3 separate regions of the Homo sapiens genome follow, and regions 1 and 2 are each linked to region 3. The links are chromatin contacts, found by Hi-C or POLR2A ChIA-PET in ENCODE. All regions are on one chromosome and are shown on one strand. Each heading gives the region's core, a stretch centred on a gene start or an enhancer-like site at or near the end of the contact. The rest is flanking DNA. Distances are from core to core; before and after follow the strand shown. Region 1 overlaps DGUOK-AS1 (DGUOK antisense RNA 1). Region 2 overlaps DGUOK (deoxyguanosine kinase). Region 3 overlaps TET3 (tet methylcytosine dioxygenase 3).

Evidence for each region. A loop is a pair of places that touch in the nucleus more often than their neighbours do. ChIA-PET counts read pairs that join two places held with the same protein, here RNA polymerase II (POLR2A). Pooled maps may share reads with other maps.
Region 1: a loop to region 3 is called in a map of testis, with 2.2 times the contacts of the local background. The contact joins two enhancer-like sites. A Hi-C loop is called at or near these places in 1 of 168 maps with a recorded cell type or tissue (testis). POLR2A ChIA-PET finds 5 or more read pairs at or near these places in 5 of 52 experiments (AG04450, K562, activated T-cell and 2 more).
Region 2: a map of posterior vena cava shows a loop between it and region 3 (29-fold over the local background). The contact joins two enhancer-like sites. A Hi-C loop is called at or near these places in 2 of 168 maps with a recorded cell type or tissue (posterior vena cava and sigmoid colon) and 5 of 50 pooled maps. POLR2A ChIA-PET finds 5 or more read pairs at or near these places in 4 of 52 experiments (AG04449, activated T-cell, activated naive CD4-positive, alpha-beta T cell and 1 more).

Annotation. Positions count from the first base shown.
Region 1 is chr2:73,969,099-73,972,578 of GRCh38, forward strand. The region is part of intron 1 of DGUOK-AS1 (DGUOK antisense RNA 1); the gene reads right to left. Among named protein-coding and RNA genes, the nearest start is that of DGUOK-AS1, 11 kb to the right of the region's middle. RefSeq lists an enhancer at 1,944-2,113. Within about 2 kb of position 1,438, at least 21 of the 41 ENCODE cell types and tissues checked have a DNase peak (open chromatin) inside an H3K27ac peak, as active enhancers do.
Region 2 is chr2:73,946,911-73,950,140 of GRCh38, forward strand. All of the region lies in intron 3 of DGUOK (deoxyguanosine kinase), which reads left to right. Among named protein-coding and RNA genes, the nearest start is that of DGUOK, 22 kb to the left of the region's middle. Within about 2 kb of position 1,926, at least 4 of the 41 ENCODE cell types and tissues checked have a DNase peak (open chromatin) inside an H3K27ac peak, as active enhancers do.
Region 3 is chr2:74,097,919-74,101,202 of GRCh38, forward strand. TET3 (tet methylcytosine dioxygenase 3) reads left to right here. Exons shown (of 12, transcript NM_001287491.2): 11 at 1,358-1,694; 12 at 2,475-3,284. Among named protein-coding and RNA genes, the nearest start is that of BOLA3, 48 kb to the right of the region's middle. RefSeq lists an enhancer at 1,532-2,031. Within about 2 kb of position 2,018, at least 4 of the 41 ENCODE cell types and tissues checked have a DNase peak (open chromatin) inside an H3K27ac peak, as active enhancers do.

The DNA of each region.
Region 1 (3,480 bases), core at 188-2,687, 130 kb before region 3:
CATGCCTGGTCTAAAATCATCTCTTTGTCTCTTTATTAGAGCATGGCTTATGTCTTATCCCACTTTGTATCTCCAGTGCCTGGCACATGGGAGTGGGTAATTCAATAGATACTGGACAAATGGAAAGCAGGAAGAAAGAAGAAAAAGGGACGCAGGCTGAGCCTGAGAAAGACCCCTTGCACTAAGCAATGAAACACCTCCCACACCCTTACCCCTCCATGCTGCGAGCAACATACTTGCTAACATACTTAGCTACGTACTCGCTAAGACCCAGGCCAGCTGCAGGTGGGCTCTGAGCAGCCTCTCTGACTCTGGACTAGATTACGTGACTGTAAGATCCTTAGAACGGATGGTAGAAATAGATGATGATGATGAGCCCTTTGATTCTGCCCTCAGAGCCACCCCCTCCCCCATGATCCTGGAGGCCACTTTGAATCATGAAGTGCCTCATAAAGAGAGAATTGCAAAAGACAGAAGAAGCCTCAGGCCCTGACTTCACAGAACTGCAACTTTAGCCCTGGACTCTCTCCTCAGACTTCTACATGAGAAAGCTGTAAACTACTTTTGTTTTGTTTTTTTTGAGACAGAACCTTGCTCTGTCACCGAGGCTGGAGTGCAGTGGTGCAATCTCAGCTCACTGCAACCTACACCTCCTGGTTTCAAGCTATTCTACTGCCTCAGCCTCCCGAGTAGCTGGGATTACAGGCATGTGCCACCACCATGCCTGGCCAGAAAGCTATAAACTTTGAAGCCACTGTTTAGGATTTTATCATTGTATACAATTGTGCTAATATATCCTGTGGCTCTGAGCTTGTTGCAACATTCTCTCTTGCCTAATTTGGGGCCCTGCTTGCAGTGCAGGTGTGTGCCCCATGGCTTACGACTGGGGACCCCGGACAAACGTTACCTGGTACTGGACAGCCTCTGCAGTGATAGATAGTTCCCTGGCCACCAGCGCTGGCACATGGGAGGAATCAGAGAAGGGGATTGGGAGAAACTGTATCACCCTGGGCAAGTCACTGAACATCTCTATATTTTAGGTCCCTTGCTTTGAAAGCAAGGAAGACCATCTTTAAGGTCCTGACAGTCTCCTGCTTAAAATATCCACCTTATGAATGAATAAGCAGCATGGAGTACATGGAGGACTTGGGTTTAGACATCACACAAATCTGGTTCCAAATCCTGGCTGGGCCACTCACCAGCAGCGCAACTTGGACAACTTGCCTCTCTGAGCTTCTGTTTTCCTTAAATCTGAAAATGAAACTAATTTTGCAACTATTTTTCAAGTGGTACCAAGAATTAGAAATATTGTAGACAAACTTCTGGGCAGAGTAGCCACTCAGTAAATGGAACTGGTAGGTGCATGTGAGTGGAGAGAAAGAAAGAGCTGGTGAGTGCTTCACAAAGTACAGCTGAGCTGAGCCTTGAAGGGTGAGGTGAGGACCATTCGGGCAGGTAGGGTGGGAAGGACGGTCCAAGCAGGGGAGCAGCATGGGCAAAGGAAGGAACACACAGGATGTGATGGTGAAGGGTGGGGTGCGTCGAGGTCCTTGTGGGATCAGACCTCATGCCCCTAAGCGTGATACCACTGTGGACCAAAATGAGTGCTGCTTCCAGCTAAGGAGCTTCCTGGATTACATGGCATTCTAGCTGGGCATTAAGTGAAGTAGGATTTTTAGAGCAAGACTGGGTTGAGGGTGATTTGGAGTAAACACCATAAGCAAAGGCAGGGAGCTAAGAAAAGAGCCTGTGAGGGGGTGGGGTTGGGCAGGGAGACCGCAAGGCTAGAGTAGAGGGCAATAGCAGGCAAGAAATGCTCAAATGTTTTAAATAGAGTGCTTGGCAAAGACAAGCCAGGCCAGCCAAGCCTCCATTGCTCACACTGTTGTCTTATCTGTTTCTTTCAGCATTTCTACGTAGGCTGTATCTTTGAGGCCAGAGCCCAAATGCCCGGGTCTGGAAGGAGTCTCTGAGGTCCCTTGGGAGACCCAGCAAAGGGGACCGGTGTGGGACTTCTGCTCAGAAGGTGGAGGGCTGGGAGAGCAGGCAGGCATTCACTCTGCTTCCTTCCTGCCTGGTGGCTGGCTGCATGCCCTGAACTTGACCTCAGATGACCTGCGTGTTCCCTTCAGTTTCAGTGCCAGCAGCAGTGAGCTTCATCTTTGGCTTTTTTTCTCCTTCAGAGCAGAGACTTTCTCTCTGCTCAAACTGGGTTTTTTTTGTGGTGGTGGTGGTTGTTGTTGGCTTTTTTTTTTTTGAGATGGAGTCTCGCTTTCTCACCCAGGCTGGAGTGCAGTGGTGCGATCTCAGCTCACTGCAATCTCCTCCTCCCAGGTTCAAGTGATTCTCCCACCTCAGCCTCCAGAGTAGCTGGGATTACAGGCATGCGCCACAACACCCGGCTAATTTTGTAGTTTTAGTAGAGACAGGGTTTCACCACGTCGGTCAGGCTGGTCTCATACTCCTGACCTTAAGCAATCCACCCGCCTCGGCCTCCCAAAGTGCTGGGATTACAGGTGTGAGCCACGGAGCCCGGCCTCAAACTGGTTTTTGCAGCACCAAAAATCTCCCCAGTACTTGGGCAGACCTTGCCGGTGGGGTGTCTACTGTTGTCTGCCTTTTTTCAGTTTAGAATGATGATTTTAATGGTGCTAGATCATTGTATAGGTACGTAAATAAAGACTAAGGGTGTGTTTGTACAGATGGGAGTGTGTAAGACACGTTTTTCCCAAGCAGACACAGCTAGTTAGCAGCAGAGCTGGAATAGCCCGGGTGTCCTGACACTCAAGCCAGTGCTTGCTGCCCTGCCTATGAGCTGCTTAACTCTGTACACCTCAAATGTCAGCATCTTGAAATCATTGTGTGAAAAAGTGAGTTGGGTTTCAGGCATTGTCCTTGTTAACCCACCACATGCTCAGATGTTCTGTGGTTTGGGTTGGCATGCAAAATAATTCCAAAAATGCCTGGATTTGTCCAATGTCACTGATTAGTGCTTGCTTTAGAAGACTAAGTCCAGCATTAGCCTCAGTAAGGTACAAGGAACTACCACAGTTTCTCCTTGATCAAATGCATAAGGTATAGATGTAGAATACTTATAAAGGAAAGGGACTGACTTCTAATCAACATACAGGCTAAAAATTATTATTGCCAAATAGGCTGGCGTTGCTCAAAAACCTCTTCGGAGTTGCCTTTGGAGCCAGTTTATGGGTCCCAGTAGAGCCAGGCTCTGTTCATCATTCAACAAGAACACACTGAGTGTCTGTATGTCAGGCACAGAGTACAGTGAGTAGCAAGACAGATACACATGTACCTTACAAGTGACCTTTCTACTTAAAAAATAAAATGTCTTACCTAGGTTAGACTACCACCTTAATCACCAGGTTTGGTTCTGAAAGATATTTTTGGCTGCTTTCTAAAATTAAGCTCTTCTTCAGAGGATGGAGAATAAATTCACTGATTGAAAATACTCAGAAAAAAGAG
Region 2 (3,230 bases), core at 676-3,175, 150 kb before region 3:
AATGCCAAGCCCTCCACCAGTCACAAGCCCCATGCTCAGTGCTGCCTGTTTGATCTTGCACAGATCCTGCACTGCTATGGTCACTGATGATTATAATTTGAAAAATTATCTTCTTTTTTAAAGACAACACTATACAGATTTGTCCAGAGTTGTACTTCTACCAGATTGTCATCTATGTCAAGAAAGGAAATTGGGTTTTTCATCAACTGAATGCTTTGAATTTCTTACATTGCTACTGATTACCTTATGTTTCCTTATTTTCTGGCATGGAGCAAGCTGGTAGCCACCTAATGTAACCATCACATGCTAAAAGGCACATAATAGACACTTAAGTAGCAGTGTATATTCTAAGAAATCAGATGATTCAGTGGTTGATTATCCCCTTTAAGAAAAAAGCAGACGAAATTAAAATTTGTGTTCCTGAAAATGATATAAGAGATATTTTCAGCCTTTTTTTTTTATTGTTCAAGAAAGGATGCTTAGGCAGAAATAGCACATCTGAGAAACTGGCTTCTGTCTCAGATTTAGCCCTTTTTGACCCCTTCTTCTGTGAGAGGGCTTTTTGCTGGCCAGAGTCTAGTGGACATCAGTGCCTGTGTCAGATCAGGGATGGGCATCATCCTGACCACCTGAGGGAGTGAGATGTGAAGTCACTTTGAATGCAAGCTAGCAGCACCCTGGGAAGTGAGCCCATCTGCTCCAGAAGAGCTAGGCCGTGCAGGCTCCGGAATGCCTGGCTCTGCTGCAGAGACCAGGCTGTGACTTGAGGTTAAGCCGCCTAGAGACAAAGTCAGGATGGCTTGATCTGGACACTGCTGGAGTTTTTCTTATCTGAAGCCTATGAATGACCAGTGTCAGTGTGAAATAGTGCTTTCAAGCAAAACGATCTTTCTTAAGGCTCTTTGAATTATCAAAATGGGAAGTGGTACATTTTCATTGTCACTGCTGAAGACACTCAGTTGGTTACTCTTTTAATTCCAAATTAGACAAACTAGTTCTATTTCTTAGTGCTTCCGGAAAGCCTCCTAGAAGAAAAAAAATAAGGATACATTTGTAAATGACAAGTGATTTTTCTGACTTTACCCTAAAATCATGGAAGATATGTAAAACAAACCCTATAGGCTATCCGTTCCTTGTGTACGTACCCCGAGAGAGCCTACTTTTTATAAAAGCTAAATATGTGAATTACAAATGGCTGGGCTATAGGTTTTACTTCTTTTTCAGCTGTTGGATATCCCACCTGCCTGTTTTCCTCTCTTCTCTCCCAAGCCATGCCTCTCGGACTCCGAAGTTGAATTACATATAACCACATGGGTTGTTTGGAAACATAGTCAGTCTTTATTTCTAGCCGCTTCATGAAGTAGGTGTGTGAGACCCTCAGAGGAAAATAGAGAAGTAGAAACACTTTGTTAATTAGAAATGCATTAAGAAGCTGCATGGATCTTAACCTTTGCTTGTAAAGGAAGAGGTAATAATTGATTACACTGTGGGCATACAACATTCCAGGTGCTATCTTCAGTGAGGGCATTTTCGAGACAGAAAGGAAAACTAATCACAAGTTCTAATCCCGAGGGTAATTTAGACTTTGTTCACTTGCACAGATTTATTGGATGCCTCCTGTGTTGAAGCACCAAGGCTGGCCCTGGGGCTGCAGCAGTGAATAAGGCAGACCCAGTCCCTGCCTAACAGGGACTGAACACATGCTCACGTGTGTGATATTTGTTCCAAAGGAGGAACACAGGTTATCTGGGAGAGTTGATTATAGCGAGGAAGAAATCTTAGTCTTTTCTGTTTGAGTTAAAGGAAACATTAGCATATGGTTTTAGAGCAGAGGCCCTGACTCCTAGATCCTTATGCCCTGTTCTGTCCTGCAGCCCCTGCATTCAGTCTGCAGTACTTCCCTCCCACTCAGCACCACACCCTTCTGCCCCTCACCCCATCACCACCACAAGCTTTGAAGAAATAAAGGAAGTGCTCTTTCTCAAGAAAGCCAAGAACCCCTTTCATAGGGCTTATTAGCAAATCTTTAATTTCTCTTTATAAGATCCTTTTTTGTTTTAAGACAGAGTCTCGCTCTGTCGCCCAGGCTGGAGTGCAGTGGTGTAATCTTGGCTCACTGCAACCTCCGCCTCCTGGGTTCAAGCAATTCTTGTGCCTCAGTCTCCTGAGTAGCTGGGATTACAGGGACACGCCATCATGCCTGGCTAATTTTTGTGTTTTTAGTAGAAACGGGGTTTCACCATGTTGGCCAGGCTGGTCTCAAACTCCTGGCCTCAGGTGATCCGTCCGCCTCAGCCTCCAAAAGTGCTGGGATTACAGGTGTGAGCCACAGTGCGTGGCCACTTTATAGGATCTTAATTTCATCTTCTAGTTATCTGTAAAGAACTCAAAAACATTTTGAGTTTAAAATGTTACCCTTTTATTTGTTCTCATCAACTAGACTATGGCTAAACCATTCCAGACTGGGAAAGTTTACTTGTGGAGTTTCTAAGTTAGCTTCTTCATAGCCTAACAAAAAGCAGTTATAATAATAACTAAGATATCTAGAAGACTATGTGCCAGTCACTCTTCTAAGCACTTTGTGAGGATTATTACAAGACATCATCATAACAGGCTGAGAGGATTTAGGTGACTTGCCTGAAGTTACATAGCTAGTGAATGTTTCAGCCAGTATCAGACCCTGAAATGTTATTCTGGAAGGTATTCTCTCAGTGGTGACACTCACAGCCTTGCAGTCTGTACTTTCCTGAGCCATCATACACAAGGGTTCTGAATTTTATTTTCTCCAAAGTGGCCAGTTGCTGAGCATTGCCTTGGAAACTGGAGTCCCTTGCTTAGGATGCAAATTGTGTTTTTTATTAAAATGCCTGAGGTTTGAAAGCAGGATTGACCCCTGGTTTGTCTGAAGCCATGGTTTATGTTTAGCTCTGATTTCCTGTTTACCAGATGCTCTTTTGGTTGTAGAAATAAGCAGGGGGCAAAGCTGGTTTGATTTTTAGCTTTAGCTTTCTTTTATCTGAACTAGAAACTCAGCAGCAGAGGAAGCAAGCAAGCAGGAGCTCATAATGCATTTTGCAGGAGAGTCTGCTTTCTTAGTAATACTGAAATTAGTAGGAAATGCATTTTCTGCTCCATAGAGGACACCACATAAATACTATTTCTTCTGCATGTCTCAGCTAAACAAAAGGATGGCTCAGTAGCCTGGAGACTTAGAAGCCCTCAGTCCTTGT
Region 3 (3,284 bases), core at 768-3,267:
ATCAAGACCCCAAATGCCAGAGCATCAAAAATATAGAAAATAAGAAAATATAGTCAACACAAGAGTAGAGAGTAAACTTGAATAAAAAAGCAAATCTTGTGAGAAATGTACACCAACAACGAGATCGATTTTAACAGTGAGCAAAAAGTTTTTAAAGAAATTAGTGGAAAAAATATAGGAAAGTTGAAACACATTCTGCTGGTATGAGTGAAAAACCGAATCATTTTTGAGGGTAGTCTGGCAGTATGTGGCAGTTCTACTTAACATTCATTCTAAGGAATTAAGAATCTTACAAAATTTAGCTAAAAGGGTATTTCAAAAAGTATTGTTTATGGTATAAAAAAATTGGAAACAAGTTGAAATATTTGATAATGAGATTAACACATTGATACAGTAGAATAATATTACACAGCTCTAATCATATTGGGGGAGAATATTTAATGCACAGGAAAATATTTATACTATGTTAAGAAAAAAATGAAGCTATTATGTGACCATATGCATAATACCCCCTTTAATTAGCAAAAAGTAATTGTGTACTTGTGTATGTACACAATTAGGTGACCGTGATATTTAAAGTGATTACTTCTGGGTGGTGGGATGGGAGATTTTGTTTCCTTTTTGCTTGCCTAAATTTTCTATAATCAGCACATAGAGTTTATAATAAAAAGGAAACTCTTTTTTTTTTTTTTTGAGACGGAGTTTCACTCTTGTTGCCCAGGCTGGAGTGTAGTGGCATGATCTTGGCTCACTGCAACCTCCATCTCTGGGTTCAAGCAATTCTCCTGTCTCAGCCTCCCAAGTAGCTGGGATTACAGGCGCATGCCACCACGCCAGGCTAATTTTTATATTTTTGGTAGAGACAGGGTTTCATCATATTGATCAGGCTAGTCTCGACCTCCTGACCTCAGGTGATCCACCCGCCTTGGCCTCCCAAAAGGAAACGTATTTTAAGAGCAAAAGGAGGCTGAGTGTTTAGAACAAGGAAGATAATGGTGGACGGTCTGAGCTTCACTGGGCAACGTGGTGCTGTGGCGTCAGTGCTATGCCAGAGGGCAGAGCAAGCCTCCAGGTCCTGGCCAGGCCCCTTGCCAGGTATCTCATCTCCTCTCAGCCTTCTTAGGATCATAGGAGATAATGTGCCTTGAAAGTTGATGAGTGGACTGTAAATGCTGGTGATACTGTTGCCCCGTGAACCAAGATCAATGTGCTTTCCACAAACTCTTGGAAGTAGTAGTGGCTGGTATTGGGATTGTGTGGGGAAAGATGAGGTCATGTGTTTTGGGTGCTCAGACCCCTCTCTCCCAGCACTCGGTCCCCCAACCCCATGTCCTCTCTCCCCCACTGCTTGGGGCAGGTCTGCACCCTGACCAAGGAAGACAATCGCTGCGTGGGCAAGATTCCCGAGGATGAGCAGCTGCATGTTCTCCCCCTGTACAAGATGGCCAACACGGATGAGTTTGGTAGCGAGGAGAACCAGAATGCAAAGGTGGGCAGCGGAGCCATCCAGGTGCTCACCGCCTTCCCCCGCGAGGTCCGACGCCTGCCCGAGCCTGCCAAGTCCTGCCGCCAGCGGCAGCTGGAAGCCAGAAAGGCAGCAGCCGAGAAGAAGAAGATTCAGAAGGAGAAGCTGAGCACTCCGGAGAAGATCAAGCAGGAGGCCCTGGAGCTGGCGGGCATTACGTCGGACCCAGGTGTGTGGGGGGAGGGTGCCCGCTTGGAGTCACAATGGCACTGTCCTCATGGGGGCCCCTGCTCTTCCACGCACCCTCCTGCATCACACTGGAACTGGGGCCTCTGCTTAATTGTCAGTCAGAAGGGTATCTGCAGCAGCCACAGCCAGCCTGATAGGAGGCCGTGGGGATGCAAGTACAGCAGGACTTGTTATCTGCGTGGAAGTGAGCTTGGTAGAGGGGAAGCACTGGGTTTCTCCTCTAGTTTGCATCCCTCAGAGAATCAGAGGCTCCCCTCTGAGCTCTAGTTTGCTCCCCTCTGAGATACTGAGGTGAGTAGCAGCACTTCAGGACATGTGGGTGTGTGCCAGGGCAGCAGGGCTTATGGGCGGAGACGGTTGCTGGCAGGCATCTGAGTTCTCATTCTCCTGGCCCTGGTCCCTGCAGTGATCCCGACTGGGCTGGGCACAGAGTGGGTGGTGGTGGTTCAGTACAACTTCTGGAGTTCTCTAGGGTGAAGAGAGGAGTCGGTGGGGGTACTGTGGACCCCGCATGAGGTGCTTCTCAGCAGGGATCGCCTCCTCCCACCCCCAGTGGGGCTGGGGCTGGGGCCTGTGCTGAGCAGGGCCCAGGGAGTACGACCCGTTCTGGGCTGGACATGCCTCAGCACCTCACCTGCCTGTCCCAAAAGAGGAAACATCCCTGGGAAAGAGGGAGGGTCCATCCCCAGTCCCCGACCCAGGGCCTCTCCAGGCTGTGGTGTTGTCTGCCCCTCTGCCATCTTGCCTTCTGTTTCCCCAGGCCTGTCTCTGAAGGGTGGATTGTCCCAGCAAGGCCTGAAGCCCTCCCTCAAGGTGGAGCCGCAGAACCACTTCAGCTCCTTCAAGTACAGCGGCAACGCGGTGGTGGAGAGCTACTCGGTGCTGGGCAACTGCCGGCCCTCCGACCCTTACAGCATGAACAGCGTGTACTCCTACCACTCCTACTATGCACAGCCCAGCCTGACCTCCGTCAATGGCTTCCACTCCAAGTACGCTCTCCCGTCTTTTAGCTACTATGGCTTTCCATCCAGCAACCCCGTCTTCCCCTCTCAGTTCCTGGGTCCTGGTGCCTGGGGGCACAGTGGCAGCAGTGGCAGTTTTGAGAAGAAGCCAGACCTCCACGCTCTGCACAACAGCCTGAGCCCGGCCTACGGTGGTGCTGAGTTTGCCGAGCTGCCCAGCCAGGCTGTTCCCACAGACGCCCACCACCCCACTCCTCACCACCAGCAGCCTGCGTACCCAGGCCCCAAGGAGTATCTGCTTCCCAAGGCCCCCCTACTCCACTCAGTGTCCAGGGACCCCTCCCCCTTTGCCCAGAGCTCCAACTGCTACAACAGATCCATCAAGCAAGAGCCAGTAGACCCGCTGACCCAGGCTGAGCCTGTGCCCAGAGACGCTGGCAAGATGGGCAAGACACCTCTGTCCGAGGTGTCTCAGAATGGAGGACCCAGTCACCTTTGGGGACAGTACTCAGGAGGCCCAAGCATGTCCCCCAAGAGGACTAACGGTGTGGGTGGCAGCTGGGGTGTGTTCTCGTCTGGGGAGAGTCCTGCCATCGTCCCTGACAAGC